Regions from separate parts of the Homo sapiens genome. Here region 2 is linked to region 1. Evidence: read pairs that join two places in POLR2A ChIA-PET (ENCODE). Cell type or tissue: MCF 10A. All regions are shown on one strand. Each heading gives the region's core, and the rest is flanking DNA. Links, peaks and the distances in the headings are about the cores only. Region 1 overlaps SLC8A1 (solute carrier family 8 member A1). Region 2 overlaps SLC8A1 (solute carrier family 8 member A1).

The links. ChIA-PET counts read pairs that join two places held together with the same protein. Peaks named below come from ENCODE experiments on the same cell type or tissue, not always from the same donor. Only the 100,000 strongest peaks of a DNase experiment are listed, where the experiment ranks them.
Region 2: POLR2A ChIA-PET joins it to region 1 with 5 read pairs; 2 of 35 experiments call an interaction of 5 or more read pairs at or near these places.

What each region holds. Positions count from the first base shown.
Region 1 is chr2:40,308,766-40,321,257 of GRCh38, reverse strand. All of the region lies in intron 2 of SLC8A1 (solute carrier family 8 member A1), which reads left to right. Among named protein-coding and RNA genes, the nearest start is that of SLC8A1, 140 kb to the left of the region's middle. RefSeq lists an enhancer at 1,931-2,432. In MCF 10A, for the core only: no CTCF peak of the experiment used is centred there; DNase peaks (open chromatin) are centred at 4,057 and 5,347.
Region 2 is chr2:40,397,424-40,409,915 of GRCh38, reverse strand. The region is part of intron 2 of SLC8A1 (solute carrier family 8 member A1); the gene reads left to right. It also overlaps the pseudogene LOC124905995. Among named protein-coding and RNA genes, the nearest start is that of SLC8A1, 48 kb to the left of the region's middle. RefSeq lists an enhancer at 7,693-7,987. In MCF 10A, for the core only: no CTCF peak of the experiment used is centred there; DNase peaks (open chromatin) are centred at 6,265 and 7,845.

The sequences.
Region 1 (12,492 bases), core at 3,699-7,698:
TCCTTAACAGATGTTTGTCCATGAGATGCTAAAGTCATTATGTGAAAAGGAAAATATACAGCTGTTGGATTTGTACGACAGAAAGACTTTGCAAATAAAGATGTCTCATATCCCCTTTAATTTGTAGATGAGGAAATTGATTCATTGGCATCATAAGTAGATGTATGATCTTGAAAAATATACAGAGCCAAATCGAACAAAGGGTTTTTAGCTCCCAATTCAGGGAGTTTACAGCCTCTTCCCTGTGGCTTGCATGGCTCCTTCTCACACACAATCCCCCGCCTGCATGGTTAGAGTGGGCAGTCCAGGGATCCAGGCTATTGGAGTGAAGGGATAAAAACTGTGGGTAACTCACAGCCAAATTGGCTAATTTGTTCTGAGTAGTGACTGATAGAGTGTTCTGAGGCTACAAGGAAAGAAGAGGTCGGCCACATTTTATTTTAATGCATTTCCATTAAAGAGTTCATAAATTGTTCTTTTGAGAAGACTCTTAAGAGATTAAGTTTAGGAAATATTGAAAATGGAGGAAAACCTCCCTTTTAAATATGATCTCCTGTGTTCCATGATCCATTTAACATCAAACCATTCTTCACTTGTCTTAACACTTTTCTTAACAGTGAGACACGCATCAAAGTGAATTCAAAACAATGTTAAGAGTTTTAAGATACCTAATATAGCTGAAAGCTATTTCCTTGTTATTTAATAAACGTCTGATTTTAGGCAAATCCCATTCTTCCTTATTTTTGGACATCAAATTGTAGTTTTACATTTATTTGTTTAGGGTTATCCACAACATGAAACACACACAACTCATTAAAAGTAAATTATATTTTCAGAAGTCCATCAGCTAATGCCAGGTAAACTGTACCAGCAACTAAGGGCAGTGGACATAATGGTTTGGAGAATAATGTCATGTTGGAGGACAAGGTTGACCCCTGTTCCCTGGCTAATATTTAATCTATATTTTAATGAAAACATCGGATGTTTATTTTTGCATTGAAAAAAAAGAATAAGTATTGAAATTTTTCTGAAAGGGAAAAACAATGTATGTGTATTTACAAATGTAGTATGTGGCACTTACATTAAATAAAAAACACCTGCAACTATACAGGCTGTGAGAGACTTAGGTAATATGAAGATGATGGTGATGGTAATGATGATAATGATGACATGAGACAAATACCAATATTTATTGAGTCCCATCTCTTAAATTGTTGTGCCCTTGGCATTTGACCATCATTCTATTTCCATGTAACAGCTTTAAAAGGGAGGTGCCATAATCCCCATTTAAGATGCAGAACCATCCACTTGTTCACATCAGCAATATTGTGTTCAGTTTTTAGTGCCACTTTTTAATAACGACATTGGTAAGCTCTCTCCACAGAAGGAGGAGCAAAATTGTGATATATCTAGAGGTCATATTATTTAAGAAATTGATAAGAAAGTGGAAGAATAATTAGGACTTGGGAGTTCATAATAACTTCTTTCAGCTACTAAAATGGTTGTCCTGGGGAAGAATTGTTTGCAGAGCTCTCCAAAGGCAGAATGATGGCTAATGGAGGAAAGTCAAATGAAGACTTCGTGTTACTGTCATGCCTAACATAAGGAGGAGCTTTGTGACAGGCGGAACTGCTCATATATAATATATGGGAGTATGAGATGTGCTGCTTAGTGAGGCATCTACTCTTTCATTCACTTAATCATTTGTTCAGAAAACGTGTTTTGAACGTCTCTGATAAAGAACACATGGTCTAGAGAGAAATTCAGTGCTACCAAAGCTGGATCAACCAGGTGACAAAGGAAGCTCCAAGAATTAATTGACTAGGAACTGCAAAAATCCATGCTTCAGAAAACCAGTGAGAAGACTAAAAACCCTGATGATATTAAGTGAGGCATAGTGGGTTCCTTAGTCCTGTACCTCCAAGAATAGTGAAAGAAAGCAAAATTAAAGAGAGTCAGTGTTGAGCTATGTGTGCTGCATTTAAAATGGTGTGACCTGCTGGAAGCTTCACGAACACTTGTTAAGTGTTCTATTTAGGAAACTGGAAATTCTCATTGTGATCACACGCATCTCATAAAACAATCCATCGCTTGGATTTCTCTCAGAGGTGAAATAAAGCCATTCCCACACTGCCTGTTAACAGAAATATGCCAGGAATTAAGGCTTTCTCATTGTGTCTACCTAAATTACCTTCTCAGCTGGGTATTCCTGTCTCACTTTCCAAATCCTGTTTCCTGGGAGTTGAAAGCTTTCCAGTTGGTGTATTTATAGCAGTGGCAAATCCATAGAATCATTGTTCACATTCTAGTAACAGTAACATCTGCAGAAATTCTTTGCCCCAGATAGCAATTTTACCCTCAAACATTGTATTGAAAAGTTGAGGGAAAAAAAAGAACAACTTCCAGAGAATAACTTTCCTAAGCGTTGCACACAGTAGGCACTTGATATAGCTGGTAGGCTTTCGTCTGATAGAGCCTTGTGTAACTTCCGGAGTCCTAAAGACTGAATTTCAATGCATATACTTTCCTCATCAATTGCAGTTAGTAAATAAAAATAGTAGCACTATTTTGGGACTGAATTTTGTAAAATATCTCTAGGTTCTACTTAGACAGCAACGGTCTACATTTATAGGGGGCACTATACTCCATATGGTTGGAGGCAGTTTGTATAAGAGTTAAGTGTGTGATTTGAAGTCAGGTGATTCTGGTTTCATCACTTACTGGTCACATGGCTTTGGAAATGTTATAAAGTTTTTTTTTCTTTTCTGTAAAATAGATATAAAAATAATACCAAAATCCTAGAATTGTAGGATCATTAGTTAATGTAGTACATTGAAGTGATTTAGTATGATCCTTGGTACATAGTAAGTGTGAGTCAAAACTAACAGCTCTTGAATAGTGTTAAGTAGAACAATATCCTGGAATGAGGTTTTTAAAAGACAGATGCCCAGCCTCTTTCAGGAGAGGCTCTAATTAGGTAGTTTTGAGATGAGGCTCAGATAATCATATTTTGAACCATTCCTCTAGGAAATTCTGACGCACACCAGAATTTTAAAAATCACTGGATGATTATGACTTTTTGTTTTTACCACTCCCAAACTTAGCCCAGTTCCAGCAAGTTGACTTTGCCTGCTTAAGATGTAAAGAGAGAAAGAAAAATAATTAAGTGTTCCATGTGATAGTACTTGTTGCCGTGAATCCATATTTAGTGCCTTCTTTCAAATCAAAGCTTGCACTGGTCTCTTGTTATACACTTCAGTGTTGCTCTCCAATCCTCTCAGCCCTGACCCACCAGGAAATCTGCACTGTTAGTGCATGCTGAATATCCACAGCAATGACCTCACAGAACTCTACATACCACCTCGAGGAGTGAAGCCAAGGTCAGCATCAGGTTTTCAGTATGATGAAAATAAAATGTAAATTTCAAAAATTGGGGACATAACACAAATTTACTGTTTTCTTTAAACATTTTAAACATTGCCATAATTTTCAGATAAGAATAAATTTTTTAAGTAAGGGCAACTTAAGGTAATAGACTTACAGAGTTTGAGGAATTGTGTGTCCTAATTACAAATTGAGCTTGCTTCATTTTTAAATAGCTTTTATCTTTAAAAAAAAGCACAATGCAGTATAACATTTTAAATAAATATTCCTATTTTTCTAGTTATATATCCTGTTCTTTAGTTGTTGACATACAGTCATGTCTTTAAAAGTATTTTCATTTTAAAGAAGACCAAGTGAGCCTATAATTAATCAATGTTTGTGTAGAGTTGTTGCAAGTTTTCTCTAATAAAACTTGCTTTAAGCTTTTTATTTTTATCAGTGCTTGCCTTGTCAGTGATTTGTTGACATGAGTCAGAATTTTTCTCCAGCTTAAACCAAAACAACTATTTTCCCTAATTCAGAAAAATATGATTCATAAAACCAATATGATTACATGATGTATGTAGCTTATTTTATTACCACTGCCTTGCATCAATCTGAGAAGTGATGGATACTGTCTGTCTCCAGTAATAAATAACAGAGAGGAGTTAGTCGAACAAGAGAATTGAGAAAACAGTATCTCTGCTTGAGTCAGGGAGAACTAACCTTGTCTCTGCCAAGGATACCTTCAAAGAAGCCGAACTATTCAGTAACATATTATGCAATCTTAATTCTAGGAGATGTATTTTTAATGCAACTAATCCTACTAAAACTGAATGCTATTAGTTTAACACAATTTTTGAGCACTTACTCCGTATGAGTGAACAAAGTAGAAAAATTCCCCACCCTTCAGGAGTGTTATTTGAGTGGAGGGCTATTTATAAATAAATAAATGAGCCAGATGATGACATAAAGCATGGTAAGACAGGGAGAGGGACTTTCAGGGATGATGAATGCCCTGAGGTATGGTTGCTTTCCTTTATCCCTATGAGACTAAGATTACATGTTGGGCACTCTGAGATGCTGGGCCACCACTGGGTAATGTATTGAGATAAAACACAAATTGGGGGAGGGAGGTATTTTGGACAGCCACGTTAGGGCCCTGATATAAATCAAGATTTGCATTAGGAAATAAGCTCAGAGAAGATCTGAGAAAAAGCAGGAGTGATGAGGTTTGTATGAAAATACTATCAGGCAAAATCTGCAGGAGGGCAGTAGACCCTGACCTAATACATTATTGTGTTGTGAAAAGTTGTTTTATGAAAACTCATGATCTCAGCTAAAGCTTTATCAGGCTTAAACAAAGAACACATGTTCCTAATTTTAATATTTATAATGAACCAAGTGGACTTTTTAATACCAAACTTATCTATCAAATATTTAACCAAATTTTGTGTTCCTATACGACGTTCAAATTAATAGGAAAAAATCCTCCAGTAAGCTTTTTGAGTGTATTTAGGTCTTTTCCAGTAGAGAGAACATACTGCTTTTTGGAGGTAGTAAAAGTTATTCAAGTGGTGTTCCTTTCAATAAATTTCTTTTCAACATCCAAGTTGCAAGCCTTCTCTTCAGTTTTCTTATGTCCTTGAACCACAAAGGACAGTTGAGTCCAGAATGATATCAGTGTGATTGGATCCAGGCTTATAAACCAAATAGGTTTTTACTGATCATGATCACAACCAATTGACACTTTCTTTTTCACCATGTATACTATGTCAGTGAGGTACCCACAGAGGTTGTCTTGTCGACAGACAGACATTCAGGTCCTTCTTGGGGAACAAAAGACTTTCATATCACGTTTTTTTGCATGTGATGCTTGTATGCAGAACCTATGGACTATTTTCTACATAGAAGGTCTATAGCACACAATTTAAATTGGCCTGAGACCAGTGTAATTACTTAACTTGGTTGCATGCCCAGGTCCGTTTCATGACACATACCAGTGACAAATGTTCTCATTGCAAGAAGCTTTTGAGTATTTTCCCCCTTTTGTTTCTTAATACATTATCACCATGTGCCAAAGGCTATAAAGAACTTAGATAACATTTAGATAAATTTCTATCTCTGGGACATGTTACTGGAAAATAAGTCTCCAAGATGATTGCACTTTAGCTACATGAAAAGACTTCAGATAAATATTCCTGAAGGTTTGATTTCAGACAAGACAGTGACATTAAAGAGCATGTGATCCATTTTTATTTATTTTGACCAATTCTTCAAGCAGGGATCATGATTTGGGGTCACATTTTAAGTTACATACCAACTTTAAAATTCACTGTTCTTTTTCCCTTTTTAAACGCTAGTTCAATACTAACCCAGTTGGATGTAGCAAATATAGATACAAAAGCAGTTGTAACAGGGATAGCCAACTGAAATTCCAAAAAAAAAAAAAAAAATTCTTAGGAAAGAAAATGGTTATTTACCTTACTCACTCTAATCTAGTATCATTGAGGCACAACTGTGACTAACCTTCCATTTTTCTAGAAATTACGTTTTGCAATTCAGCATTAATAATAATAAAATGTTAACCATATTACTGTATTGATAACCACCATACTGACGAACTAGAAAAGGGAAAACATATGATCATCTCAATAGATATTGAAAAGGCAATCAACTAAACCCAACATCTGTCCCTGATGTTAAGAACCCTCAGAAATATTAGGAATAGTGGGAACTTCTTCAACCTAATAAAGGACATACATGAAAAAACTAAAATTAACATCATACTTAACAATGAAAGACTGAATGCTTCTCTCCTAATATTGGGAATAAAGCAAGGATGTCTTGGCTCTCACCACTTTTATTCAACGTTGTACTGGAGGTGCTAGCCAGTGCAATAAAGCAAGAAAAAAAATTACATCCAGATTGGAAAGACAGAAATGAACCTCTGTATTCGTAGACAACATGATTATTTATATAAAAATCTGATAAAAATCTGTAAAACCACTAAAACTAGTAAGGGAGTTTAACAAGTTTGCAGGGTACAAGATTAATATGCAGAAATTAATTGTATTTCTAAATACGAGAAACAAATGCAAACTGATATTAGAAAAACAGTACCATTTACAATGTCATCAAAAATATAAAATACTTGGGGATAAATCTGACCAAAAGATGGGCAAGACTTGTACACTGAAAATTAAAAACATTCCTGAGAGTAATTAAAGAAAACCTAAATAAATAGACAGATATGCCTTTCACAGGTCAGAAAACATCATATTTTTAAGATAATCGTTCTTCCCAAATTGATCTAGAGATTCAATGTAATTCCAGTGAAAATCCCAATAAGCATTTTTTTTTTGGTGTAAATTTTTCAAGCTTTTTCTAAAGTTCATGTATAAATACAGAGGACCTAAAATAGCTAAAATACCACTGGAAAAAAAGAACAAAAGGATAACACTACTTGATTTCAAGATTTATTTTATTGTTTCAGGTACCAAGCTAGTGTGGTAGTGGCATAAAAATAGAAATAAGTGATTAGAATGGAATAAACTATGGAAATAGATCCACACATATATGAATAAACTGGTTTTGGATTTTGTTGTTGTTGTTATTCTAACAAAAATACAAGGCAATTCTGTGCAGAACAAATGCTTCCCGAAATATTGTATATGCAGCAAATAAAAAATGAATTTTGATCTATTACTTCACACTATATGCACAAATTCCAAATGTATCTGAAACCTAATAAAAAACCTCAATTATATTTTTTTCAAAAAACGGTGAAGAAAGTCTTTGAGAACTTAGGTTAGGCAAAGATTTCCTAGATTCTTTATCCAAAACATTATCTATTTTTAAAAATTGATAACATTTAAACCTTTTACTCTGAAATATGTTGTTCAGTGAAGGAAAAGACAGGCTAGACTGAAAGAAAATACTGGCAAATAGTATATCTAACAAAATATTTATATCAGAATATTTAATTAATGCTCAAAATTTAACAATTAAGAAAACACAGCAAAAAATTGGTCAAATATTTGAGCAGATATTTCACTAAAGAAAATATATGTTAACAAATAAGCACATGGAAATATGCTCAACATCATTTACTCACTAGGGAAATGTAAATTAACCCCAATGAAATAGTAATGCACACTGAATAGAGTAGCTACAATTAAAAATTGACCATATCCAGGTACTGTGACTCACGCCTGTAATCCCAACATTTTGGGAGGCCGAGGTGGGAGGTTCGCTTGAACCCAGCAGTTCAAGACCAGTCTGGGCAATATAGGAAGAACCTGTCTCATTAAAAAAAAATTGACCACACCAAATATTTATAAATACATGGAGGAACCCAAACTCAACTACACTGCTGGTTGGAATGTAAAATGGTACGACTACCTTAGGAGACCGTTTTTTTAAAAGTTAAACATACACTTATCATATAATCCAGCCATTCTACACCTTGGTATCTACCCAACAGAAAAGAAAGCATATAGCTATACAAAGACTTGTACAACTCAAAACAACCTAGATATCTATTAGCAAGTGAATAAGTAATCAAATTATACCATTTCCATACACAGCAATACTACTCAGCAATAAAAAGGAATGAACTATTTATATATCACACAACATGGATGACTCTTAAAATAATTAGGCTGAGTGAAAGCCTGACTCTCCTCCTTCCCCTCCCCAAAGTACATAATGGATTATTCTATTTGTGTAAAATTATTGGAGATTCATACTAATCCACAGTGACAATAAAATTATTGATTACTTGGAGAGGGAATAGCTAGAGAAGAGAACTTTGGGGGGTAATGGATACGTTTATTACCTTGATTATGGCAAAGGTACATATATATGTGTGTGTGTGTATATACGTAGTATATGCAGCATATGTATACATATATTTTATACACACATATACATATGTGTGTATGTATTTCAAAACCCATTAGATTTATCGCATTGAACACTTTATGTTCAGTTTATTATATGTCAGTGATACATCAAATAAAGCTGTTAAAAAACTGGAACAATCGATCTCTAGAACATGGGAGTAACTGTGAAAAGAATATACAATTTAAAACTAATCTATAGTTTTCTACAGTTGATAAAGTTTGGCATTATATCTGGCACACCATGGTTCCAAATCTAAAAGTAGGAACTTCTGCTTCTATTTATGTGATTAACTTGGTATGCAATCTTATCTTGTATTTTCCAATGTATGTGACCCATTGGTTTAGAATCAGAAGTCCATCCTTATAGAAACTTATGAAATATACAGGATATATAGAAAAATTTGCTTCCATATACATATTTATACCTGTATATTTTATTTATATTTATACTTGTACTTATCTAAAACCCTTTATACTTTTATAATTTGTGGAGAAAATGCCCTTCAGAGTCAAATACTGAATAGAAAAGCAGAATTTGATTAAAATGTTACAGGATGAAGTTTCCTGGACCACTGTTAGCAGATGTGTGATGAGCAAAGTGGCACCATTAATATAACCTATGATGAAAATAGTACCCCTCACAGTTGCGCATCACGATGACCCTGGTAGTTTGTTTTATTGGAAAATAATCATGATCTATTGTAGCTTTCAACTTCATGAATAAACAAAGAAGGTGATTCAAAGTCCATTACTAGTAGGGCTTTCCTATGAGGTAAAGGTGGATAACAATAAGCTCAGCAAGTGTGCTTATTGAGGTGATGTTCCTGTAAACTTTGCAACAAGACAGAGATGACTTGCTTGTTTCAAATACAATGTAGTCAGCCTGAAGCTTGAGGGTAAATCCTAACCATGAATTTTTTGTCTAGCCTAGGGAGAAGATGGTGATTTAATAAATCAAAAGGAGTGAGAATGAGCTGTACCTCTTTGAGACGCAAGGGAGGAGGGAAGGGGAGTAGGTCAAGTCCCCAAACATTTGTTTCCTTTCACAAGTGCCTCTTTGTACTGGTTTATATTTGATGTAGAACTATTTTCTGAGTTTGTGGAGATGATAAGGACAACTTGCTTTTATTTTTGTTATCGATTCTAAAATGATATTTGTTGTAGAAACTGATAATGAACCAGTCTTGCAAACACAATATTCAAAACAAAGTCTATTTTTAATATTTTAATTATGCAAGTAATCCATGTTCATTCCAGAAAAAAAAATAGAAGATAAAGAGAACAAAACAACAAAAAATTATAGAAACTAAATCCTTATATAATTCCACTACTTGGGGATACAATTGTCAATACTTTATGGATGTCCTTCCAGATATATTCTTTGTATATACACACAAATATAAATAAACACACTTGTAAGATATATAAAGACATCAAATTTTAAATGTTCTTCTATAGTTTTTATTTCACTCAACATGTTACTAAACTTTTGAGTTCAGTAGACATACATCATACCGCCATATTAATGCCTTCGATTTTCTCATATGAATGCATCAAAATTTTTTGACTAATCTGAAGGCTATTTTTAAAATTTATTTATTTTTAATTTTTTTTCTGAAGAAAAAATGATTTTTTTCTATACAATGATGCTAGAAGAAACTGATTTAAAAGTTACAGCTTTGAATGTTAAATGATGAAGGGTTTTGGAGTCATTCCTTTTGACCTACTAATTTTACAATTCTGTTGAACACCAAGTGTTTTTTAGTGGTCATCACGTGATATTTATGTGCATATTTTGGGCATCACTGTTCTAATTCCCATTGACTGACGTGTTGGGGACCTCATTCATTTCTTTCAGTTCTTAAACCTATAGATTGATACTAATCTATTAATGTACTTAAAATGTAAAGGAACCCCAGGTGTTTAGACAATTAACCAATAAAAATTATTTCTCTCAGTTTCTAAACCTATAGATTGATACTATTAAATTTATTTAAAATGTAAAGGAACTCCAGGTATTTAGACAATTAAACCAATAAAAATTAGGTCAAAGAACATCAAACTTTTCTTTTAAGCTAATATAAAAATATCTAAGACCTTCTGCTGATTGTCACATAGTATAAGGGTATGTGAGTAAATGGTTGCTAAACTGCATTTTGGCACTAACATATGACCAGATCCATCTGTTGGGATCCCATGCCGTGGTCCCATGGCAGTGAGCTATTGTGGAAAATGTATTCTACTGAGTGGAGGGAGATGAAGGAAGTGATCACTAAGGTTGGTGAGCTTGAGGGGAGGTCTCTTAGCCCCTCTAGAGCTCAGATTGTTCATCTTCAAAACCATGGTGCTAAAGAATATAGCTCTAAATTTTTCTCCAGTGCAAATATTCTATGCTTCTGTGACAGAGAACTCTGAAGTCACATGGCCTGAGTCAGGGCAGCTGCTACAGACCCGAGTACTACAGATCCTTGGCTGCTTGGTGTACATCCCTGGCCACTGACCTCTTCTCACCCACTGTTCTTTCTCTCTTAATTGATTCTGTCCTGACCCAGGACTCAGATCTTAACTGTGTATCTGAACACCTTTGTCTTGCACTTTCTTTCCTCAATTCTCAATTATGACCTGTTTCTTGCTTGTGTTCTGGGCAGTTTTTCATGTCTCACTGGGTTAACCCAACTACTTGGGTTTCCCATAACCCTTAGGGCTACACCGTAAATGTGCTGCCTGTGACCATGGCATCCAAGGCTCGTCATAAGACTGGACTGGGTCTGCACCAACTCCATACATCTGGAAGAAAAGAAAAGCTTCAACACCTCATTACCTTGGACACAGTAATTACTTGGAAGATGTTAGTACAGATACATGTATGACATGAATAAACTTGAAAACATTCTGCTGGGTGAAAGAAGCCAAACACAAAAGGTGACATATTGTATGATTCCATTTATATGAAATAATCAGAAATAAAAAGTAGGCTAGTGATTGCCAGGGGCTGAGGGGAAGGGAAAGCAGGAGTGAATGGTTATTGGTACAGGGTTTCTTTTGGGGCTGAATACAATGTTCTGGAATTAGAGAATGGTGATGGTTGCACAACCTTATGAATATACTAAAAACCACTGAATTATACACTTTAAACATGTTGGATTTTATTATATGTAAATTATATATCAATAAAAAATGGTTAGGATGGGAACGATAGCTCACGCCTGTAATCCCAGCACTTTGGGAGGCCAAGGCGGGCGGATCATGAGGTCAGGAGTTTGAGACCAGCCTGGCCAACATAGTGAAACCCTGTCTCTACTGAAAATACAAAAATTAGCTGGGCATGGTGGCACACACCTGTAGTCCCAGCTACTTGGGAGGGTGAGGCAGGAGAATCTCTTGAACCTGGGAGCAGAAATTATGGTCAGCCAAGATTGCACCATTGCACTCCAGCCTGGGCAACAGAGCGAGACTCCGTCTCACAAAAAAAAAAAAAAAAAAAAGTAAAATATTCAGGAGATCATTCATTTACACAATATGACCTGCTTAGACATTTGAGAATATTTCAGTAACCAATTTTAGGGAGATCATAGAATCAGGTAGCTCCAGCCAAAAACACGTATCCTTTTTATCTGTGCGCCTTCCAAAGCCTGAAGCACTCTTTCCCTAGGGAAGAAGCTATGATGATTACTGTAGAGATAGCAGCAACAGGAAGCTGCAATAAATATCTACAAACTTTATTCCTGTGTTGAAAATGCAGCTCCTGCCTAAAATATTAGAAATACCTCTTGAATAAGAAGATAAATAAGGAATAAACAAAATTTACCTAAAGCACTGTCACCTTGGTATGTGTCCCCTCAAAAGCTAAATGCAGTAAAAATAATGAAACATCAACAATAACAAAACAGGTTGGATTTCACTGGTGAAGCTTTTTTTTTCACTGCAAAATAATTGGTTCAACTAGTTATTTCACCATGTCTAAGCATTTTAGGTTGCATGAATGCAATTTCAACATCTCCAGTTAACTATGGAGACCAACTGTCCACAGGACCCAGTCCCCCAAATATTTTGCAAGGTTATTTCTTCCACTCCTCCCCAGGAAGATTTATGCTCTGTCTTCTCTAAATGCTGAGAGCAAGTCCTATTTTTAAAAGCCTCCAGAGAAGATGCTTCTACAAAGAGATGGGATGACAAAGTTTTGCCCTTTGCAGCGTTCTCAGTGGAGCTAATCAGCCAGGTG
Region 2 (12,492 bases), core at 5,745-9,744, 87 kb before region 1:
CAGATATGCAGTAGCACCACTGATAAGTTTTCAGATTAATTGGTTGGTTGGCAGACAGTAATGAAATTGAAGGCAAAGCAGGATCAAGGGGACCACACATGAATGACTACATTCTCACTGCCTTTTCTGTGTTTTAGATGGATAATGGTGGATGATGTGGCACTGGAATGCATAAATCCCACTATATTTTGAGCAAGATGATTTCTACTGTAATCAACTCCAAAACCTTGAGCATGCTATTGCTCTTATTCCTTTCCACTCTCCAGCCTCATTATATGCCACCACCTCCAACACTTTTTCTATTCAGCAAGCTATACAGTAGATGCAGTTTGGGCTGTAAGAATTAGAGTATTCTCAAGGAATGACTGCATACCTGCTCTTGATAAATGGAAGCTCTGATGTGGTGTTATGTGTGAATGTTTCTGATTATTTGTGAATTTAAGAATCTTTGGGGGTTCAAATTTATTTCTGTCCAGAAGCTTGCTCTGGACAATTGTAAAGTAGGAAGTTTTTGACAAAGAGCCTAAGAATCCATTATCTTTTGGCCATAATGCAGGGCAGAAATCCTGATTTTTCTCTTTACTCCAACTATATTCCTGAAGCCTGAATGTACAGATTTGTTTTTTCCCGTAGGAAAAAAATTAGAATATACCCTAGTAACAAAATATGATTGGGAACTTACAGGGGTATTTTAGTCAACTAATAGGTTCTTTTACATGAATACCAGAAGCTGTACCGATGTGACTATTGCAGGGAAATTTGTTCTGAGAAAAGGACCTTGTATTCTTGTCTCATTGTCTCAAAATGTAAATGACTACAGAAAAAGCAGCACTTTACAGGTCTGTCTTGAATTGGTATATTTGTAATGTCAAAAACAATATTTACATATAATCATTGACTACTGTTTAAAACGCTGTATAGTTACAACTTTTTTCATTCCTATGTAGTTACAGTTACCGAGAAAATTTTGTTTTTTTCTCTTATCTTTCTTTTGTTCCATTTTTCTATGGTTCTTATGGCTATATTTTTTTTCTATTTCAGTGTCTTTGGATTCAATACTTAAGTTGAAATGTGCTCAAATGCTCTATCTTTCAGCATAACAGAATTAGTCAAGTGCAAGGGATAATAAATTTGTATGACTAAATCTTGACCATACTCGTGAGTTTTAAATATCTAACTGGTGCCCCTTCGAAATACAGGTCTTTCGTGCTGTTTTACCACTGTTGTGTGTGTGAAGGCATGCTTCTCTGTGTAGAAACTTGTTCATTAGAAGCTGTTATTGTAGTTTCAATTCCCACAGTTGGGCCACCTACTTGTTACTCTCTTATTTTTCCAAAGCTGTCCTAATTGCTGTCTCCCTTCACCCAGATTCAAGCAGTTGAATTATGTTTTACTGTGTCCCTTGTGTAAAAGGAATGTCCAAAGTGCCAAAATTTCCTGTGGTTTTAGGAGGAGAATGGAGAAAATGAAACAGGAGAGAATCTCTTCACTTAGTGCTTCCAAATTGGCCTTTGTTTGTGTGAATCTGCAGAGGTGTGCTGCAGTGAGGATATCCACAGTCTAAGCTAATTTATCAAACTGTTGATAAGTTAAGCCTGGGAGGATTATTTGAGTAACTGTGTATCTCACAGAGAACAACATAAAGACTTTTGAAGGTATAAGTTTAGATCAGGCGTATCTGGTTCAATTCCGAAGAAACTTTTGGCATAAAAATGTATTGAACTATATTTGATGCCCCAAACTACATTAGGAGTTGTGTGATAGGGAAGAAAGGGTAGAAAAGAAACTAGAGATTGTAGAAGAATATATAGGGCTGTTTCTGTGGCTAAACTGACATTCTGGCATGCTGGAAGATTATTAACTTGTTATGGGGGTAACATATTTGTGACTTTATCACTTATGGGATATGCTCTGTGATGCCTAACACGGTTATATGTGTGTCCCTGCATTTGTGAGTGAATAAATGCAAACTGGTTAGTAGTTACAGTCACCAGTGAAGATCCACAGGATAGAAAAGTCACCTCAGAAGAGACTGAACAGGAGGCTGGCTCCTTGTAAAGAGAGTTGGCCAGAAAAGCAAATGCAACTCCTCTTGACCATCTCCTTTACCTGAAGGGTCCTTCCAAGAAAAGGTTAGGAAGGTCAAGTATTTAAAATATATTCACTGAATATTCACAAAGTGCCAGGAAGTTGGGGACATAAGGGTAAACAAGATAGAGGATGTCTTTTTGGAAAGAAATTGACAGTTTATGCAGCACAGCAATCAAAATGCAGTGCACCAAGAGCTGTGGGAGCTCCAATATAGAGCTGTGATATTCTTTCAGGACAGAGGACCTGTTGGTGTGGAAGGAAAGGCTGTTCACTGAGGTGGAGGATTAAAAATTCATAAAATGAAAATGGAAAAATGGACACAGGCAAAAGGCAGGAAGACAGAAAACTACCAATAAAAAAGAAACCACTGACGTTTGAAGAAGTGAAGGAAGTATAGATAGCATCTAATAAATCATCTCATTTTTACAGACAAGGAACCAGTCCATGAGGAATCTGGTGGGTCAGGTGTGGTGGCTTATGCCTGTAGTCCCAGCACTGTGGGAGGCCGAGGCGGGCAGATCACTGGAGGTCAGGAGTTCCAGACCAGCCTGGCCAACATGGTGAAACCCTGTCTCTACTAAAAATAGAAAAATTAGCCATGCCCGGTGGTGGGCACCTGTAATCCCAGATACTCAGGAGGCTGAGCAGGAGAATCTGTTGAACCTAGGAGGCAGAGGTTGCAGTGAGCTGGGATCGCACCACTGTACTCCAGCCTGGATGACAGAGTGAGACTCCCTCTCACACACACCCACACACAAATCTGCTGAGTGACATACTAAGATCACACAGTTAGAAAGGGGCAGATCTGGGCCTAGAACCTGGTAAGCCTAGTCCTCAGTCCACTCTTTGCATTGTCATCATGAAGTAAAAAAAACTGTGGAGAAGGAATTGAGAACACAACACAGAGGATTGCCTTGTTACTGTGCTATGTATATGCATGTGACGTAGATAGGGGGAATGCATATCATATACGGTTTCAATCCAAAGTGGCAAGTTTGAGAAGTTAGGTCCCTCTGCAGATGTCTCTGAGCATTGCTTTTACGTGAAACAAATGGGGTGAGCTGACAATGGTTAGATTGTAGGCTTAGATCGAAATGCAGGACCATGTTGCTTCCTCCATGGCTGACCTCTCAGCACTGCACACACAGCCTTGAGTAACAGAGGGCCTTGGGTTCCCACAGCTCTGCCACACTGATCTTATCAGTCCACCTGGGAAGATATTCCCCTCTTCTAGCTTACTAATATACCGTCTGCCCTTAGCCTTCACCTTAGATCGTGTGATGGCCCATTTTCCTACCCTCACTTGTCTGATAGTGAAAAGCTGCAGACTTTGATAGCTCAATAACCCATTTAGAAGTTTTGAAATTTTCTGACGTTTATTTATTATACATCCATTATACAATAAATAAGTAATCATGTTTATTATATATTTAATAATAGAACTATTAAAATGGCCTGGGGAATCTTCTAGCATCTTGGAAAAATAACTCTGCATTCATGAAGAATTACAAAGTCTAGGAATCCACAAAGCTCCAAGAACAGTGATACATTCTATTATTTTTACACTGCCTAACAAAAAGAAAATGTTCTATAGGGAGATCATATTTTGCATAATCTTTGGCATATATGTTTAAATTTTTGAGAAAATGCGGAATTTAAAACGCGGAGCCTGTGTCCATGTGCATTTGAATGTGTGTATATTTTATAAAGGTGACTGACAACAAATGAATCCAATATTAACTGCATTTTTCCACTAGTGGAAACAATTTGGGAGTTCAGTGCTATAGAAAGAGGATGTTGTATGTATAGAATACAGTGATGGAAGACATATTACATAAAATGATTTTGTGAAGATTATAGTAGTCTTTGAAGATTCAGCTAACAGATTTTTCAAAGTCATGCTAATCATTTTCAAAACAGCAAATTTATGGAAATGTAAGTTAGATTTCAGTTAGTTACTAACCTGATTTCAGGTCAAAGCTTATTCATACCATCAGAATAATTTACAGCTGGAGTGTTGCATGGATTGCCCGGAATAGGAGGACAAGGGAAGAAAGAATAGCCAAGGAAAAAAATAAGGCACCTGTTAGCTCAAGCATAAACACTGGAACTCATTAAAATCATTAAAGACTGAGTCAGTTGAAGAATTACCTCATTTTTCCCATTCTAACATTTCTAAAAAAGAAACACACACAAACCAACCATAAACCACCATGCAAGTAAGTGCTGGAATGCAAAAGTAAAAATGTGAAGTGCATTGTCTTTGTTAGAAATTGGAAAATGAATTGTGGCATGGGATCTCCCAAGAATTCTAGTTAGTCGGATGTGCTGGAAAAGCGGACAACTGTTAGATCATGACACATCCATTGTATTTTAAAGGCAAGCTCTTTTAAAATACCATATTTGAGGTATGGAAACATTCATGCACTTTTCTTGAGCACTATATATTTAAGACCTTCCTTGGATTTGATCCATAATGTTTCCCATATTTATTTAAATTTTTCTTGCAGAAATTGCTTTAGCAATTGTAGGTGTATGTCTCCTTCTAACTCTAAGCCACTATTCTTGCCCTAGCATCTTCTCCACTCGGTAATAAGAATGGGATTCATTTATGTTCTGAAATTTGGCACTCTGTCCAGTAATTGGGGTATTTCTTATGGGAATTAAGAAGTATGTTCCCCTGACACTTTTCCCCTTCTGCCTTGTGAGGACTGCTTCATTTACATCATTGTCTCCAATCCTCTGTTGAAATGAATTACATCCTATGGGGCTGGGGAGGGGGAGTAGCATGGACCTGCTCAGTGGTTCAGTAAATTACAGAATTTTCGTGGGATTATAAATCCACTTCTGGATACAAGTATTTGACAAATAGAAATAATTGCTATTACCCACAAGCTTTCATGGGCTTTGAAAAGAAAGGAAAATTAGTCTTTGTCAATTGCTTGTATGTAGCTTGTCTATAAAACAAAAAAATCACTGTGGCACCCTACTTTTCAGCATTCATTTGAACAGCAATGGGGGCCTTTTTGGACAGCCTGTTTAACTGCTCAACAACTAGCTTTCTGGTTAATTATGCATTTCAAGCTAGGAAGCAACGCACTCGTGCCAACTTGAAACTGCCGAAATGCTCTAGTTTTACTTTCAGATCATGAAAATGCGAGAAATGGCACCCTAAGTCAGACCAATGGTCTTTAGAGCCCATATTCTCTCTCTTAATAAATACAGCACATGGAAGACCAGTGAGAAAATGATGATTCATTAGTTTAATTAAATATTTCTTGGATTTCTTTCCTCAACATGCACAAACTCTTGGGATATTGAATTTTACATATTTGATAGCTGTTGCATAAAACCATATATTTAAATGTGTTCTTTTCAAATTACCATATCTATTGCAAAAAATGTATTGTCATAATTACTGAAGGCATCAGCAAAATTGTTGCATTACAGAGGAAATGTAGAATGGTTCTTAGTGTTTGCAACTGAGAATAAAAATGTTAATAGTCCAAAGTTTGACCATCATAGGCATACACAACTAAAGAAAAAAAGATATGTTGTCAGATTTGTGTACAAAGAAGCCTTTCTTCCATTAAAGTTGGACAAGTGTAAAAGCTATAGAGAATTATGCTAGGCTGGGTGCAGTGGCTGAAGCCTGTAATCCTCAGTACTTTGGAGGCTGAGGTAGAGGATCACTTGAGCCCAGAATCTCAAAACCAACCTGGTCAACATAGTGAGACCATATGTCTTAAAAAAAAATGCTGAAATTCATGGATTTGCTTTATCTTGATAGTCTAAGGTTAATATTCTCTATTAGATACCAGTGTATCTGCAAATCCATGATAAACCTAAGTTAATGAAAAGTTACATTTTGAAATAATCAAATGAAATAGTGACAACTAATATTCAGAAAAAAAGCTTTTTACTTATTTCCTTTAGGGTACATATGGCACTGTCAGGAGTTTATTTTTGCTTCATAGCTGTATTTTTGTGCTCTTGCCTTCGGAGACAATGCTATTATTATTCATTATTAGTTACACATATTTTGGATGCCAAAATGCTTTCTATGAATAGGTTCTGTACCTTATGAATCTTGCACAATAAATGTTCTTCAGCTAGTCTAAAGCTCATGTTGAAATTCAAGTTAGCTGAGTATTAATAGAGGAATGACAGAGGGAAGAAATTATAACTGCAAGGTCTTCCAGACTACTGACAAGGCTGCCTGGAATATTTAATGAGTCAGATGGTCCATGACTTGACTGTTTCAGAATTATAGGGTTCTACTGAATTTACTCCTGCAGGGAAAGTGTGGGCAAATACCTAAGCTCTCCCATTGTGGTCAGTAGTGTCTTTTTTGGTACGCATAAAGACATTAGCTCCTGTTGTGTAGAAAGAGGGTGGCGGATGGGGAATGGGGAATAGAGGCTGGGACTCTTGAAACAGGAGCCATTGAGAAAGCTCCCTGGATTGTTTACATTGATAACCTGCTAACCATGAAACGAGAGCATTTCCTCCTTAAGTAATTAAGAGTTTATTTCTTCTTAATGCCTGGGTTTAATGGGAGAATTTTTGCTTTGCAAAAGGTTTGCTTTTGAATAAGGTGAATTGACATGCTGTACTGAATAATGCCAAATTGCTTGGTATTTTTAAGCTTGCCTTTTTAATGTTTCATATTCAATGAGGATTAACTTTAAATACCAATTTAATCTAAATTTAAATTCCAAAATTGTTTCATGTGGTGTTCGTTATGTGTATTGTGCATATAGCCTACATCTTATACATTTGAGTGTCATTTGTATGTAAGTGTCATTATGGAAGGCACAAATGTCTAATTAGGGGAAAAATTTGTGGCTTTAATTTTCGTTAACTGTGGATCAGCTCTGGAACAGTAAGTCACAAATAAAAAATCAAATGGCACAATTGTGTTGGTAGCTAATAGCAATGACTTTCATCTGAGAGAGACAGTTTACTGAGCACAAAGTTAAAGGAGTAGGTGATGATGGTCTAGTCAAGTTGAGTAGTTGAATGATGACTACAGACACTTGCAAGCTTTCCTTTTACTTTCCTGTGATGGAAAACAAGATTGGGTGGAAACTCTGCAGAAAGACGTGGTGAAGAGTTTTTCTTTTGCACTGGAAAAGATGATGGCCATAATTAGGGAAAATGTGGCGATTAATCCAGGCCATGACAGAAAATCAAAGGAAATTTGAAGTTCTGTTTATCACCTATGTTTCAATCAATAAAAGCCTACAGTTGTGTTACTGGAAAGGGGTCCTAATCCAGACCCCAAGAGAGGGTTCTTGGACCTTGTGCAAGAAAGAATTCGGGGCAAATACATAAAGTGAAAGCAAGTTTATTAAGAAAGTAAAGGAATAAAAGAATGGCTACTCTCTACTCAGAGCAGCAGCATGGGCTGCTCAACTGATTATACTTACAGTTACTTCTTAATCATATGCCAAGGGGTGAATTATTCCTGAGTTTTTGGCAAAGGGGTGGGCAATTCTTGGAACTGAGGGTTCTCCCTGTTTAGACCATACATGTTAACTTCCTGATGTTGCCATGGCATTTGTAAACTGTCATGGTGCTGGTGGGAGTGTCTTTTAGCATGCCAATACATTATAATTAGCATATAATCAGCAGTGAGGAAGACCAGAAGTCACTTTCGCCACCATCTTGGTTTTGGTGGGTTTTGACCAGCTTCTTTACCACATCCTTTCACCAGCAAGGCCTTTGACCTGTATCGCGTCCTGTGACTAAGAATGCCTCACCACTTGAGAATGCAGCTCTGTAGGTCTCAGCCTTACTTTACCCAGCCCTTATTCATGGATGGAGTTGCTCTGCTTCAAATGCCTCTGACAATTATACACTTAAAGTTAGAAAATTAGATATGGGGCAATCTGTATATGTATTTTTTAGTACCCAATTACAGTTTTTTATGTGTACTAACTTCTGTACTTAGACACATGACCCATAAAGTCAAGAAAGAATCATTAAGAGCCTTTACTCATTTTAATGAATTAACCTCATAACCACACACCCAAAATGTAAGATCAATATATAAAAGTAAGTATAGATAGTTCCCCATAAACTTGGGATATAGTATTCAGTTAGCAAAATCTTACACTAAATGTAAATAGAATCTGCTTTGGTTTCATGACTTTGGGGAACTTTTTTTTTTTTTTCACTTAATGTGACAAAAAATACATATTAAGAACTCACAAAGCTTTCTTTTCTTTCTTTTTTTTTTTTTTTTTTTTTTTGACTGGCCTATTAATTCAAAACTAGTTTCCTTACTATGCAAGGAGCTTTACTAGGCAGTAAAATGAATACAAAGTTAAATTTAGTATGGGAGAAGAAATGTTTGTAAATATCTGTAATACAAAGAATCATGTTAAAAAAAATAGCATAGAAGAAAAACAGGTAACATGGAGATTTAGACCTTGAAAGGTTTGGGCAACATTCTAACAGTCCAAGTTGGGTAAAGAAGTTTAAGGGGAAGAAATAGTATGAACAAATACATAGAGGCAGGAAAACTTGTAGCGTGTTTGAAGAATGGTACAAGTACAGTTTCTCCGAAGTGTAGGGTTCTGAAAGTAGATGGTGTTTGGAAGATAACACTGCAAAGTGCAGGCATGCCACAGAGAAATGTCTTAGATGTAGTAGAAAGAACAGACCCATATAAGAAGACTTGCAATCAGGTTTTTCCCTTATTTCTGGGTGATGATTTCTGCAACTGGAAAATAGTAATAAATGTGCCCACCTCACAGTGACCTATGATGGTGTCTGTGTTTTCTAAACTGTAAAACACCATGCAAATACAAGATACAGATGTCCTCCTCCTCGTGGCACCAAAATTCTGTGTGGCTTCCTTTTTCTCCTCCTCTCTCCCAAGTTTTTCAAATGTGGCTTTTCCCACTGAGTTTACTGCTCCCTGCCCATTTCCTGCCTTTGCTTATTACACGGAGAACTGGCTCTCTGGGCAGTGCTCCCTATGCCAGTTGGCAGACAAAGTCCTTAGAAGGCAGATGCTCCAATTCTGACATCATCACCAAAATCTCTTCTAGTTTTCTGAGAAGAGCCCTCTCCTACCCCCATCTTGCAAGGGAACTGGTACCTTTCTTTCCGTGGCTCTCTGTCCCTCCCACCTCATTTTCCCTCTGAAGGAGGTAGTTCATTCCCCACTGAGTTTGCCAGCAGGAACACCCTCTCATTTCCTCCCTGTCTGCCTGCTTCTCCTTCTCCCCTTTCCTCCTCATGTGATCCATGAAAGTTTTACAAAGGACTTTGACTCAGGCCAAGAGAAAACAAAAGATTAGAAAAGAAGAGTCTAGTGAATGCATGGTTTGATTTGAAATACATTTGCCACGTTGCCAGGAACATTTTGACTACACAGCTTCTAGTTCCTTTGTGAATTCTCAGATAGCCCAGTCTGACTCCTTTTCTTTTTCTTTCCTGGGTGAGTCTTCCCTTCAATTATGTACCCTCATCTTTCGGTTCTAGGATCTTTTGGTTCTAGGATAGGTTAATGGAAATAAATGTAGTGATGAATGATACAAGTTGTTACGTAGCAGGACAAGCCGCAGACAAAACTCCTCAGACACCAAGTTAAAGAAGGAAGGGGTTTATTCGGCCGGGGGCATCGGCAAGACTCCTGTCTCAAGAGCCGAGCTCACCGAGTGAGCAATTCCTGTCCCTTTTAAGGGCTCACAACTCTAAGGGGGTGCACGCGAGAGGGTCGTGATCGATTGAGCAAGCAGCGGGTACGTGACTGGGGGCTGCATGCACTGTTAATTAGATCAGAACAAAACAGGATAGGGATTTTCACAGTGCTTTTCTATACAATGTCTGTAATCTATAGGTAAAATAACCGATTAGGTCAGGGGTCGATCTTTAACGACCAGGCCCAGGGTGTGGCGCCGGGCGGTCTGCTTGTGGATTTCATTTCTGCCTTTTAGTTTTTACTTTTTCTTTCTTTGGAGGCAGGAATTGGGCATAAGGCAATATGAGGGGTGGTCCCCTCCCTTAGTTAATTGGCTAAGGAATTTAGAAAGATGGTGGTTTTCATTATGTCAGTTTCAGCAACTTAAGATGGTTTCACTTATTCATCAGTGACTTTTTTTCCCCCAAATGTCCTTGGTAAAAATGACAGGGGCTATTTACTTAATATTAGTATTTCCCACAGCATAGCATTTTTGGTAACATAACAATTTAAGGCCCCTAGGGAGCATTTAGATGGTTTTTCATTCTGGTAAGAGTTAGATTAAAAATTGCAGTCTTTTTATTTTTTGGATCTAGACCTCTAGAGACGAGACCATTCCAGACCTGCATAAAATTCCTTCAGCCAACTTCTCCTTCAAGGATTTTGAGAAGGTCATCCTAAGAGCCTAGCCTAAGCTGCAGCAAGGTTGCAGTGGCCATAATCTACCTGGCGTGTTGTTTCTGTTGATTTTTCCCCAAACTTCTCTGATCCTAGTGTGGGGTATGTGAAAAAGGGGAGACGAGGGGTAGGGGAGACGAGGGGTAGAGGAGGCCCTCACAAAACAGTGTCAGTGAATCTCGTATTTGGTTTTCCGAAGGCATGTTGCTAGCTGCAGATTGCTGTCTAGATTTCTTGCTGGGAAGCTTAATCTAATAAAAAATCTTTCAACATTTCTGCAGTTCTGTTCTAAATCAGTGGGAATCAGGTGATACTTTGGCTGTTTTACCTGTTCTTTCCTCTTATATGACCATGAAAATGTTAAAATAATAGGTACTCCTGACTGATGAATCTCTGACAGATGCTTTCTCATTTGGGTCCCTGGGCTGTTTGTGACTTTACATTCCTTATTTCATTTTTAAAAGTCATTTTTCAAAATGTTTTGTCAAATATATAGATGATAGATAAATAGAGAGATAGAGTCTGTTTCTTGATAAGCCACACTGACAAATTTTGCAAACATCAGAATCTGTTGCTTCTTCCTAGGCCAAGGGAAGTGTGTCATTTATCAATCAAACTGGGTAGTAGCAGTTGAAGAAGAGCTGTAACTGTCATCCTAGCATAGTTTATAACAGCAGAAGATTCAAAACAAGCTAAATATCAATATGGGGATGGTTATGAAAATCACAAGGAAATACTATACAGCCATTTTAAAAGAATGTTTCAAATGAATAATTATTTACAAAAAGATGTTCACATATTTTATTTCATAAAAGGGACTTTTAAAAATCATATTGACTATTCTATGATTGCATTTTTATAAAAATAAAATATGTACGTAGGAAATTTATTTGAAAATTGTGTTAGTGGGTCACCTTAATGGTATGATAGTGGATATTATTTTCTTCTTTCTGTTTATCCACATATTCTGCTTTTTATAATGAAATTGTATTGCTATTGTAATTCTTTAAGTTACTTAAAATTTAACTACATACAGTAGAAAAACAAATATACCACCAATAACCAGGAACAAGACAGTACCATGACATATGGTGAGGAGTGGATCTAGATATGATACACGCGTTAGTAACATAGGTCAAAAGACTCTGCTGGTAGTGCTGAGAGACTCCTCTAAAAAGCCAGCCAAACTGGAGGCCAGATCAGCAAGAGGAATTGAAGAAGCTGACCAAGACTAGGGAGAAGGGACCAAGGCACGTTGTACTTCTCTTGAGCCTGGAATCAGGTTTGCATTGGAAATAAGCTGGAAAAGAAAAAGTGGCTCCATATTTTAAGAGCTAAAAGACTGTGGGTACTTCTGGGTTACTTTCTTTCAATAACTGCAGAAGAAATGCTGTTTCTCCAAGCTGGCACTGGTGTCAAATGAACAGAGGGTCTCCCCATTCTGTTATTTTCCTGGCAGTTGAAACATCCGTTGGCTCAGCTGTTTAATGTGTAAGTTCAGTGTCCCACAGGCCATTCTCCATAAGGCAGCAGCTACCCAACCATGATAAATTTAGTGTCAGGTCTGCATTCAGAGCACACTGTGTCCCACTTTAAGAAATTGCCCTGGGTCATGTAGCTAGTTGTAGAAGTCTGTGCAAATGCTGGTGATTCCCAGGGAAGAAAGATAATATTTTTCTTTGACCTGGATCTCTGTTTCTATTGATTCTCAGAGTGGTTCTCCTGGTGAGAATCCTTTCCACTTCTGAATGCTTTGTGCCACTTGTCTCAGGGTAGGGCCTGAGTATTGTCACATTTATGAAACTATACATATGTGGTTCTGATATGCAGCTAGCATTCAGAAGACTGATCTGGAACGGTCAGGCTCGGCAAATGTATGTGGATACATAGTAATGATAACATGAAAACTTTCAAGTGCGTAGATGGTTTCACACCCACAATCAGTTGACAGTGCTTCTTGTGTTGATTACCCACCTGTGAAAATGGATTTGCAGCAATTCCTCTTCCCTAGTCCTCACTGTGAGCAA